2 separate regions of the Homo sapiens genome follow, and region 1 is linked to region 2. Evidence: chromatin contacts called from ENCODE Hi-C data. All regions are on one chromosome and are shown on one strand. The core of a region is the stretch at or near the end of the contact, and the rest is flanking DNA. Distances in the headings are between cores, read along the strand shown. Region 1 has its middle 420 kb from the start of LINC01435. Region 2 overlaps SORCS1 (sortilin related VPS10 domain containing receptor 1).

Evidence for each region. Hi-C counts contacts between places; a loop is a spot of excess contacts on that map. Pooled maps may share reads with other maps.
Region 1: a map with no recorded cell type shows a loop between it and region 2 (2.4-fold over the local background). The contact joins two enhancer-like sites. A Hi-C loop is called at or near these places in 3 of 37 single-sample maps with no recorded cell type and 2 of 50 pooled maps.

The regions. Positions count from the first base shown.
Region 1 is chr10:107,650,214-107,655,997 of GRCh38, forward strand. No RefSeq gene overlaps it. Among named protein-coding and RNA genes, the nearest start is that of LINC01435, 420 kb to the right of the region's middle. Within about 2 kb of position 3,923, at least 4 of the 41 ENCODE cell types and tissues checked have a DNase peak (open chromatin) inside an H3K27ac peak, as active enhancers do.
Region 2 is chr10:106,929,842-106,935,722 of GRCh38, forward strand. The region is part of intron 2 of SORCS1 (sortilin related VPS10 domain containing receptor 1); the gene reads right to left. Among named protein-coding and RNA genes, the nearest start is that of SORCS1, 230 kb to the right of the region's middle. Within about 2 kb of position 1,675, at least 3 of the 41 ENCODE cell types and tissues checked have a DNase peak (open chromatin) inside an H3K27ac peak, as active enhancers do.

The DNA of each region.
Region 1 (5,784 bases), core at 2,673-5,172, 720 kb after region 2:
GCTATGATTTATAGACAAAGATGCCAATTTACGTTCTCTTGCTAGGGGAAAAATCAGTATCAGTATCAAATAGAGTAGCTGCTTCTTTAACCAGAGTGAATGGGGGGAATTAGATACATCAAAGGATACATGCCTTTTTTGGGTGTGGCGGGGGTGGCAGTACCTTTCCATAATGCGTGGATTTGGAGAATAGAGGAAGGGCAGATAAAATGTTTTAGAGATTTTGAGATGCCCAGCAATGGCCTGCTGTCCTACTGGATTCCGAATTAATTGAGGATAGACTAATACACTGGTTTTCTTGGCTAAGTTTCCACATAGGATATAACATTTGGCTTCTCCCCAGGTCTGCCAAGTGGTCTTTCTAACAAGAGTTGAGCAAGAGTTAGATACAGTGTGCCCCTGTCTTTTCTTGCTTAGCAATACACTAAATTTGGGAATGATAGGAAGATGTGGGTTCTAATTTGGAGGCACAGGTCTTGGTATTTGCTCATTTTCCTCTTTGCAGAAGTTTCATAAGGAATATTTTCTTCGTTTGGTGGTGTTTAAATTTTCTATCTCTGATTGCTTTAAGCAATTGTGACTCCATGGACCAGGAAAAGAAATACTTAAGCATTCATCTCATTTTATCATAGTAAAATCCCTATTCAGAGGAAATTAGTTTGTCCCCAGCTGAAAGTTGGAATCAATAGCCATTCTGTGCACCACCACTTTAGTGAACAAGATATTTTATTAAATTAGGGTAGTGGATGATGGAGATGTCCTTGGATCTTATCAATAATGAATAAGCTGTTGTTTAAAGGAAACAATATGGGTCCTCTCCTGGCAGAACTCAGGCTATATCTCTGTAGGGACAGATTTTCTGAGTAATCTGATGATCAGATTTGGCCTTGCTGTTCCAGGCACCAATCTAATGAAATTACAATCTTTTGTGCTCAGCCTGACTCACTGAGGAGGACAGCTCCCTTCAAAGAAGGCCTTCAGGTGACTTGCAGGAAGCCCCTGGAGAAAATGGAATGAAAGAGGACAAGGCTTATATGGAGCTAAGTGAAATATGAGAATAACTTACAAGTCCTGGCTAGATAAGGTTTTTTAACTATTACATATAAACATTATTATTACTAATTATAACTATTAATAACAGTGATTTCAGCGATTTCATTGTATCACCCATGATTTAATGCGTATGCCCTGAGCGCCAGATACAGTGCAGAGTGACATATTTCAATTATCCTGCAACAACCTCATGAGAAAGATGCTATTAACATCATCATTTGTTTGGATGAGAAAATTGAAGCTTAGGAAATTAGTAACTGTGCGAGGCAATATGACTAGTAATTGGTGGAGCCAGAATTTAAGTCCAGGTTTGTTTTATGCCAAAGCTCATGATCTTAACATTACACAAAAGCCTGCTAATTCCTTCATCTACCATCCCACAATAATGAGGTATACTTGAACCTGAGCCACATAAACTCATTTCTTTGCTAAAGGAGTATCCTATCCTATGACAGAAAAGAAAAAAAAATCAGCAGCTAGTTATTGGTAAGATTTGGGAGAATATCAAAATTTCACTGGCCTAACAATCTATCCTACCTGTTTTCTATAGGCCTGAGATCCTTTTGAGTTACCACAAAAGACTGTGTTCAAATTTCAACTTGTAATGTGTAAGAGGATTCAGGGGCAGTGAGAGAAGAGAAACAACTCACTTCACCATCAACAGAGCTAAACTGCTTCTTAGGACTATTTCCTGACATCACATAGTATCTGACAAATTTGAAATAAGACAAAACATTAAGGAGAAAGGGAAAGTGGAAAAAAATCCTCCATTAAATAAAATGTAAATGTGAGAAGGGTAAGTTTGTTGCTTCTTTAATTTCCCAGAAAGCCAAGACGTCGCTCATTTGGTTAAGGTAAAATCTCCCCACCTCTACATTTTAGTTACTCTTAAAGTTGGGGCATACTATTTATACAATATACAAATTTCTCTCTAATAAAAGCAATAAAAACAGTAATGTCTGTTAAGCATTTTGACGTATGTTATCCTGTTTTGCTCTTACAAAAACATGTGAGAGGGTATTTTCATCTCCATTCTCAGGATGAGGACATTAAGGCTAAAACAGCAAATGTTTCACCTAATGTCATACAACTCAAAATTAGCAGAGCGAGTTCCAGACTATATCTTCAGCTATAAATATTCTTTATGTTGTAAGGTTTTATGGAAACTGAGACAGATAGAAAGAAGTCAATTATGAAGGCAAGATGGAGAAAGAAGAAAGATATGAACTTTGACTCCTTTCAGCTGGGACATTTTTCCTGCTCATACCCAGATCTTGGAATTTGAAATGAAAAAGATTGTGTGTACATAATTGTGGCAATTTCAAAACATGGACACACATTCCTCAATATTCCTTCCATTAAGAGGTGAGATCTATACCCCGAACTATGGATGTATTTATATTAGCTTTTACCAATTGGGTATGGCAGAGGGGCATTATGTAACTTTCATGTGTAAGCCACATAAAACATACAATGACTTCCTTGTTCACTGACAGAGTCATCCTTAGGGCCATGAGCCACGACATAACAAGTCTGTCTACTCTGATGCTTCCAAGCTGGAAAGGTCTCATGTAGGGTCTCCTGACCACAGGTGTAGCTGAACCCAACTTTCCAGCCATCCTCAGAAAGGTGTCAGGCCTATGAGTGAAGCCATTGTGGACTCTCTAGGCCACTCTGTCTGCCAGCCGTATACCAGAAGTGACTTTTGTCAATGCCACATGGAACAGAAGAATCTCTCAGCCAATGCCTGCCTAAATTCTTGATCCACAAAGATGTGAGCTCTAATGAAGTGGTTGTTATTTTACGCTACTAAAATTTCAAGTAGCAGTGATAGGTAACTGGAACAGTGTGTGCCTGTGTGTTTGTGCTAGGAGAGGGGGATACAGGTAATTCTAATGGCCTTGTCCCAGACATAGAAATTAGCTAACAGGGTGCTAAGGGCAGATGACAATCTTGATTTTAGGATGTGGCTCAGAGCCATCCTTGGTTTCTTTTTCTCATCCATCTTGGCTACCTTAGAGCATAGTGGCCTGAGTGGTTTTCAGATCACCTCATTGAGAAGGCTGGGGTCTGTGTAGAGATAAAGAAGTATGCCTTTCTTACTTATTAGAGTTTTAAAAGTTTTTTATTTTTATTTCTTTTTCAATTACCCAGCAGTCAGGAAAAGCATGTTATTAAATTCTGCCTTCAATTGAGATGGCTTAAAAGGACAGATTTTTATTTTTTTCAGTGAAAATGACAGATGCCATGTTTTTCACTACATGGTGTTCCATTTAAAAAGGAGCAGGAATTTAGAGGTTTTTGGCAGGGCCAAATAATAATTACTATTATTATTATTGATAATGCCAAATTATCATTATCATCAGCAGCAGCAGCATCAAATGTCCCAAATAAATTAATCATCAGAAGAAAACAATAAGCCATATAATCACATTTCCTGCTTGTAACAGTGATAATTGCTCCAGAATAAAACCTAGGCTTTGATGATGGCTAATCATTGCTAGTTAGTCTAAATCTCAGAGAAACAACTCTAAATCTCCTTATACTAGGCAATCCAGCTTGAAGCTGAGTAGAAAACACACACACACATACACACACACTCCGTAGTGGCAGCTTTTCTTTGATGGTGATGAAAGCTGACATATGGCATAGGTCCCATGAGACAAATATTTGAAAACTCGATCTGTGCCTTTAAATTGCCTCTGCACACAAGAAACTTAAACCTAAGTAGGGAGACCACTCTTAGACAAATGTCGTAGTCTAGCTTATACTGCTGTAACAGAATACCCAAGACTGGGTAATTTATAAAGAACAGAGGTTTGCTTGCCTTGTGATTCTGGTGGCTGGAAAGTTTAAGATTGCACAGCCGATCTAGTGAGAGCCTCAGGCTGCTTCAATTCACGGCAGAAAGTGAAAGTGGAGTTGCTGTGTGTAAAGAGATCACATGGCAAGAAAGGAAGCAAGAGAGCAAAAACCAAGGAGGCCAGATTCTTTTCTTTTTCTTTTTTTTTTTTTTTTGAGATGGAATTTCGCTCTTGTCACCCAGGCTAGAGTGCAATGGCATGATCTCAGCTCACTGCAACCACCGCCTCCTGGGTTCAAGCAATTCTCCTGCCTCAGACTTCCAAGCGGCTGGGATTACAGGTGCCCACCACCACACCTGGCTAATTTTTGTATTTTTAGTAGAGACGGGCTTTCACGTTGATGGCCAGGCTGGTCTCGAACTCCTGACCTCAAGTGATCCTCCTGCCTCTTCCTTCTAAATTGCTGGGATTACAGGCGTGAACCACCGCACCTGGCCTCAGATTCTTTTTTAACAACTCGTTCTCTTGCAAATGAATCCATTCCTCTGGAGGAAGAACTTACCCCTTTAGGAGAAAGGTCTTCATCTATTCATAGAAAATCCACCTTCATGACCCAGATACCTCTCACTAGGCCCACCTCTCAACTCTGCTACATTGGGGGTCAAATTTCAACATGAGTTTCGTTGGGGACAAACCACATCCAAACATGTAACAACTGGGGAAACAGGCTCATGACTCCTCATACACAGGAAATGCAATCAGTTTTAGGTGCTTTTGTCTTGGTCTGTAGCACTGCCCAACACAGTGTGGGTCATAAGAAAATAGGTTCCATATTCTGGCTTTAATTCCCATCTTGGCCCCCTAGTTTCTGAGCTATCTTAGATATATTTTATCTCTCTAAAACTTTATGTTACTCTCTGTAAAATAAGGACAATGATATGAGCTACCATATGGCATCTTTTTGAAAAGTAAATGGATTTAATGCAGGAGAAGAACTAACCAGTGTCTGACTTAAGTAAATGTCTAATACGTGTTAGGCAAATAAAGATAAAATGGCAAGGATGGATATGATCAGGTGGAGCCCAATAATTCATATGAGAAGCTACCTCTTAGGGTTATGCCAGGTCAGAGCAAAGGAGGCTGTCTGGAATTTGATTGCGAATCTACACAGGCTACTCAAGAGGAGGAAAGAAGCTAGAGACATCTGCAGCAGAGGGGACCAGATGACAAGGAAGGTTTTAAGCAGATGGTGGGATGTAGAGCCTGGAATCATTTCAGATATGACATGTAGTTGGCTGAGGGCACTTCAGGTCCCCTGGCAATTGATCCTAGTAAGGCTAGAGTTTTTTAGGGGTGGCAGTGGAAGGGACATCAAAAAATAAAGATAGCCAGATTTATTTTTCAAAAATTTTACAGAAATCTCCATCTTTATCCTATGACTCATTTCTTCTTTTGTTTTTATTTTATCTTGTTTATTTTTAGAGACAGGGTCTTCCTCTGTCACCTGGGCTAGACTGCAGTGGTGCGATCAAAACTCACGGAAGCCTCAAACTCCTGGGCTCAAGTGACCCTCCTGCCTAAGCCTTTTGAGTAGCTGGGACTACAGGCACCCGCCACCATGCTTAGCTAACGTTTTTGGATTTTTTGCAGAGATGGGATCTTGCTTTGTTGCCCAGACTGGTCTCACATTCCTGGCTTCAAGCATTCTTCTCGCCTTGGCCTCCCAAGATGCTTGGATTATAGACATGACCATTTATTCTGTCCTCTTCAGGCTTCATCCTCGAAATAGGACTTTGGCTCTTGCAGCCTTTGCCATGGATTGGATCTATTAAGTGATGCTTCCTAAGTTTAACATGAGCCAGAGAGTCTGGAAAGTACATTAAATTTATTTTAGGAAACTACCAATCTATGCCCCTTAATGTCAGCT
Region 2 (5,881 bases), core at 425-2,924:
ATGAAAATAAATGGAGTATGGTCATTAAAAATCCTAAACTAATATTTCGAATATGGCATAAAATGAATGCTTGCTAACAGAGAATGGATGGGAGGACCTCTTTTGCTTAAGAAAATTAATGATGGCCGGGCGCAGTGGCGCATGCCTGTAATCCCAGCAGTTTGGGAGGCCGAGGAGGGTGGATCACAAGGTCAGGAGATTGAGACCATCCTGGCTAACACGGTGATGAGACATATTAAATCATCCCTACTAAAAAAATACCAACCGTCTCTACTAAAAAAAGTACAAAAATTAGCCGGGTGTGGTGCTGAGCGCCTGCAGTCCCAGCTACTTGGGAGGCTGAGGCAGAAGAATGGCGTGAACCCGGGAAGCGGAGCTTGCAGTGAGCCGAGATCGTGCCACTGCACCCCAGCCTGGGCGACAGAGCGAGACTCTGTCTCTAAAAAAAAAAAACAAAAAAACAAAAATGAATTAAAAGGTTAAGACAGATTGGTTACAAAATCACCAGGAAAGGTCACTCCTAACAGACTCATTATGCTTATGCTTAGGGTAAACAGTCATCAGCTACCCTGCAAAATAAGTGGCAGGGCTGCTGTATATTGAATACAAATTATTTGCAGAACCCTCAGCTCTCCTTGCTTCATTTTGCTACTGGGATACACGGAAGCTGGCATTGTATGTTCATGTGTGTATTTATGTATCTGAGCATCTCATTATAAATTATTATCTTCACATTCAAGAAAATAGCCAGCTCACAGGCACAACACCAACACAGGAGGGCTTTATAACATCGCATGCTTGAATCAGGTGCATTCTGTTTCATCTTGCTTTGTTTTGGTTTTTTTCTTCAGAATTTGGAAAGATATGATGGTTCTTAGGAGTCAGAACTTTTTCTTTTTTTAATAATATGGTTAGTCAGATAAGGCTTCTAGGTGAAACTTCTTCAAAAGTCCAGGGAACCTAGTGTTCTAATGCTTCCCCACTAACTCCTTCTGAAACCACATCTGCTCAAAGCCTTCTCAATCAAGACATGGGGAATCTGCCCTTCAAAGAAAAGGTAATTTCAGCAGATCTCAGGGGAGTTTTGCAATCAGAATTTCCTAAGATACAACTGTGGTGGAACTGGCTATGAAATGTATTAATGCTGATAACTGTGGTTTTATAATCCCCACCAATTACCACAAATTATAGCCGTGTGATTCTGGAAAAACCACATGCTGTGGAGTTGAATCCTGGAAAAATATACACTGGTTGTCTAATTTCCTTCCTAATTTTAAGAAGACTCATAAAAATCCTTGCCCTACCCTTCTTCTCCTAGAAGACTCTCAGGGACCAAAAATACTTGAGAGGCATTTGTACTTAAATCCTATGTAGCGAGCTCCAGAAATACTTTTTTGGCTGTTAATTAACTAATTCAATGTTGATAAGCCTACTTAATGTACACTCCAGTAAACCAGTACATACAAAGAAACGTGGTCCTACCATCAAGGGGTTTACAGTAGCAGTAGGACAGAAAAGTGATGAAATAAAGTCAACACAATGGAGCTACAAAAACAACTGCAAGAGCAGAATCTCAGAAGTCAGAACTCACTGAGAAGAGCATGGAAGCGGGTGGGGAAAATACTTGGTAATAAGGACAGGAAACTGTTTCACCATGCTGGCCTTCAGTGTAAAGTCCTCTGAAAGCTGGCAATCTCCCCAAGTGCACAAATACAGATGTTTGCTCGTTTGTAACTCCTGAACCAGAGAGCCACTAGCTCAGAGGCATCATCGTGGGAAAGCCCCCTGCAGTTTTCAGAGATGTTGCCTTATGAATAATGGAAACTTTCAAGAATGATTTTGGTTTAAGAACAGGGATAAGTCCTTTTTTTAGGGTTGTGTATGTCAGCACTCTGCCCTGGTAAATTATCTGCAGACAGCATAGTCTATCAAAATGAACTCACTGCTGTTCATTTTTCCTGCCTGCCATGCTGTGTATTAACTATCATCCATTATTTTAAAAACATTTCTGGAATCAAAGGTAAGAGCAAAAAGAAAAACAAAAGGGTAATAGGAGATAAATGCACTGCAAATGCTGGTCATACATGCTAGTAAGACAGGAAAAATATCTCATGGGGAAAAACAAAAGCCAATTTTTCCATAACAGCAGTAATATTCACAGACTTGAATGCTTCCAGGAAGCTTAGGAAAGCACAGGGTTTGGGGACGTTGACAGTTATACCCTGGGGATGTTCTCATGGGGAAAGGTGTCAAGCAGATCATTAGTCAATTTGATCCCCCATTTACAAAGCACTGATGTTATGTGAATTTTTATCCCCTTCCATACACACTGGTAGAAGCATACTATAGTATTAATATAGTCTACAAATATATTATTATTTTTGAGAATTACATGATTTTTTTGATATATTTGAGTATATCCTGAAATTTTTAAAAAAACAAAGTAGAAAGCATTGTCTTGAGTAAAAATAACTTCACATTTGGCTGCTGATTGCTCCCCTGATACCATGCATTTGGCATCAAATCCCCCTTTCCTGAAGCAACTCACAGCACTACTGTCACCTGTGTTATTACTGGAATCTTAAGTTGTTATTTAACTTTGTCACTGGTGACAAAGAAAAGGTATACCTTGCTGCCTTAGAGTGATAGTGATCTTTCTCCCCAGTTCCCACCACATGTGTGTATGCCTGTCTCCAGCTCAACTTATGCTTGCTTCTTGGACAAAATGACACCTTAGCAAGACTCAGGAAAATGAAAATGTTAACTATCCAAGAGAAACAAAGCACCATAATTCCAAGAAATCCAGACCAAGTTTTGCTCTAAGGACACCCTTGACAAACATGCAAAATGAGCTTGTCTGCTCTGCCTTCTGTAGAATCAGAAGCACCTTCAAGGTGAGCACTCCCCTCGCAGCAATGGTAAATTTTAGCTGGTTTGTGCCAACACAGTTGCAAGCTAAATGCTTAACTGGGGATTAGACTCCAATTCAAACCACTTTCCAGGCACTGCCTCCTCACTTTATAATGTTATAGAATGATTATCAATAGCTGTGATTCTGAAACCAATCTGAGACCCGGGCCTCTGCAATTTAAAGCATATCAGTGATCTCTGTCAACATTAATTTTCCCCATCCTAATTTGTATTTCTTTCACACCACAAAGGGATCTAAGTTTATGATTTACCTGGACAGCACGATCGTGTTCAGGTCTAAATGCAAAAGAGATTACATGTAGATGATGAATTTGCATCCTTGTAAATGCAGAATATTTTAGCCATGACAAATGGCAAGATGGGAGAACATGTTCACTGAAACTAGGAAGCCCAGAAATAAGGTATCAGCAACACTAATGAGCAGCTCAGTCAAGCAAACCCCAGAAAAATAATGGGCCAAAGTTCATCGATTCTCTGTATTTTCCAGATTAAAATCACCTGGGTAGCTTTTACACTACCTGTGTCCTGGGCTCAGTCCTAGAGATTCTGATTCAATTGGTCTTGGGTGGGGCCACACATATACTATTTTAAAATGTCCCCCAGAAGATGTTAATGTTCGCAGGATTGACAGCCACTGAGTATAAAATGTATTTAGCATATTTCCAGGCTTAGGATCAATAGAATGGTAGCTAAAATATAATCAATGATTTATTAATTCATTGATTTATTAAACAACTAGTTAATGAGTACCACTATGTGGTAACTCTGGTGCTACAAGGCCAAGAAGTTGCAAACTAAACACTTACTCTCAAGGAGTCCAATAGTGAAACACAATGATATCTGAACAGACAGTTGTATCCAGGATGCCCCCCCACCCCCAGCTATGGCAGAGGAAAGCACAAAGGTCAAGTTTTACCTGCTCCAACTCCCAAGTAAGGATAGCTAACACCCACAGAGGACTCTACAACTTGTAGAGCACACGGAGCATCATTAACTTTACCAGATATCAATAGCAACTTCAACTATGAAAAACATTTTTGGCTGGGCGCAGTGGCTCATACTTGTAATCCTAGTACTTTGGGAGGCCAAGGCAGATGGATCACCTGAGGTCAGGAGTTCAAGACCAGCCTGGCCAACATGGCGAAACCCCATCTCTACTAAAAATACAAAAATTAGCTGAGCATGGTGATGCATGCCTGTAATCCCAGCTACTTGGGAGGATGAGGCAGAAGAATCACTTGAACCCAGGAGGCGGAGGTTGCAGTGAGTCGAGATCACACCACTGCACTCCAGCCTGGGCAACAGAGTGAGACTCCATCTCAAAAAACAAAAAAAAAAAAAAAAAAGAAAGAAAATTTCAAAAGTGAAAATATAATAGACATTGGCGTGGATGTGGTGAAAAGGAAACGTTTATACACTGCTTATGGGAATGTAAATTAGTACAGCCTCTTGGGAAAACAGTATGGAGATTTTTTATTTTTTATTTTATTTATTTCTTTTTTTTAGATGGAGTCGCGCACTGTCACCCAGGCTGGAGTGCAGTGGTGCGATCTCAGATCACTGCGAGCTCGGTCTCCGGGGTTCACGTCATTCTCCTGCCTCAGCCTCCTGTGTAGTTGGGACTACAGGCGCCACCACCACACCCGGCTAATTTTTTTTTGTATTTTTAGTGGAGATGGGATTTCACCGTGTTAGCCAGGACAGTCTGGATCTCCTGCCCTCGTGATCCACCCGCCTTGGCCTCCCAAAGTGCTGGGATTACAGGCATGAGCCACTGCACCCGGCCAGTATGGAGATTTTTTAAAGAACTAAAAGTAGATCTACCATTCAATCCAGGAACCCACTACTAGGTATCACAATTCACAATTGCAAAGATATGAAACCAACCTACATGCCCATCAACGATTGAGTGTATAAAGAAAATGTGGTATATGTACATCATAGAATACTACTCAGCCATAAAAAAGAACAAAATAATGTCCTTTGCAGCAACTTGGATGTTGCTGGAAGCCATTATTTTCAGTGAAGTAACTCGGGAATGGAAAACCAATTACCATATGTTCTCATTTAATAAGCAGGAGCTAAGCTATGGGTACATAAAGGCATACAGAGTGACATAATGGACACTGGAAACTCAGAAAAGGGAGGGCGGAAGGGGAAGTGAGGAATAAAAAATGACATATTGGGCACAATATACACTACTCAGGTGATGGGTACACTAAAATCTCAGACTTCATCACTATACAATTCATCCATGTAATCAAAAACCACGAGTACCCCAAAAACTACTGAAATTAAAAAAATACTTACAAATAAAAAAAAGAAAAGAAAATAATTTTTGGAATACCCACTTACAAATGAGGAAACTGAGACTCAGAAGCATTTAGGTATTTTATAGTTAGCTCTTTTCCCAGTTAGCTTTTACAATCAGAAGAGCTGAGTTTCAGTTATGTTTCTACCTCTTAGAATGTGCCTAGAGGGTCCTTAAAATATTTACTCTTCACTGTAACCTAATTGATCAAATTATTATTATCCCTAATATAGAATATAGAAATAAATGTCCAAAGAGATATGGAAACTTGGTGGAGATAATATTCTAATATTTACCATTTTAAGTCCTCTAATTTAGTAGTCACAAAATACCTGGCTTCCTACCTGCAAAATGATAGTGGGTTGACCTGTCTGGGTCTACCTGCAGTCAACCAATAATGAGTTATAATGGATACATTTTTTAAAAAAAATTCCTAGAAGAAATAGGAACAGCAATGTTTTATCATTAGCATTCCAAAATATGCAAGGATACCTGCTGTAAACAAGGCAAATATTTGGGGCAGCAATTATTAGAAATGTAGAATGTTAGAGCTAGGTTGAAAATCAGTCTGTCTAGTACAAATTCTTTTTCTTAAAAATGAGAAGACCAAGATTCTATGAAATAAAACAATTTGCCCAA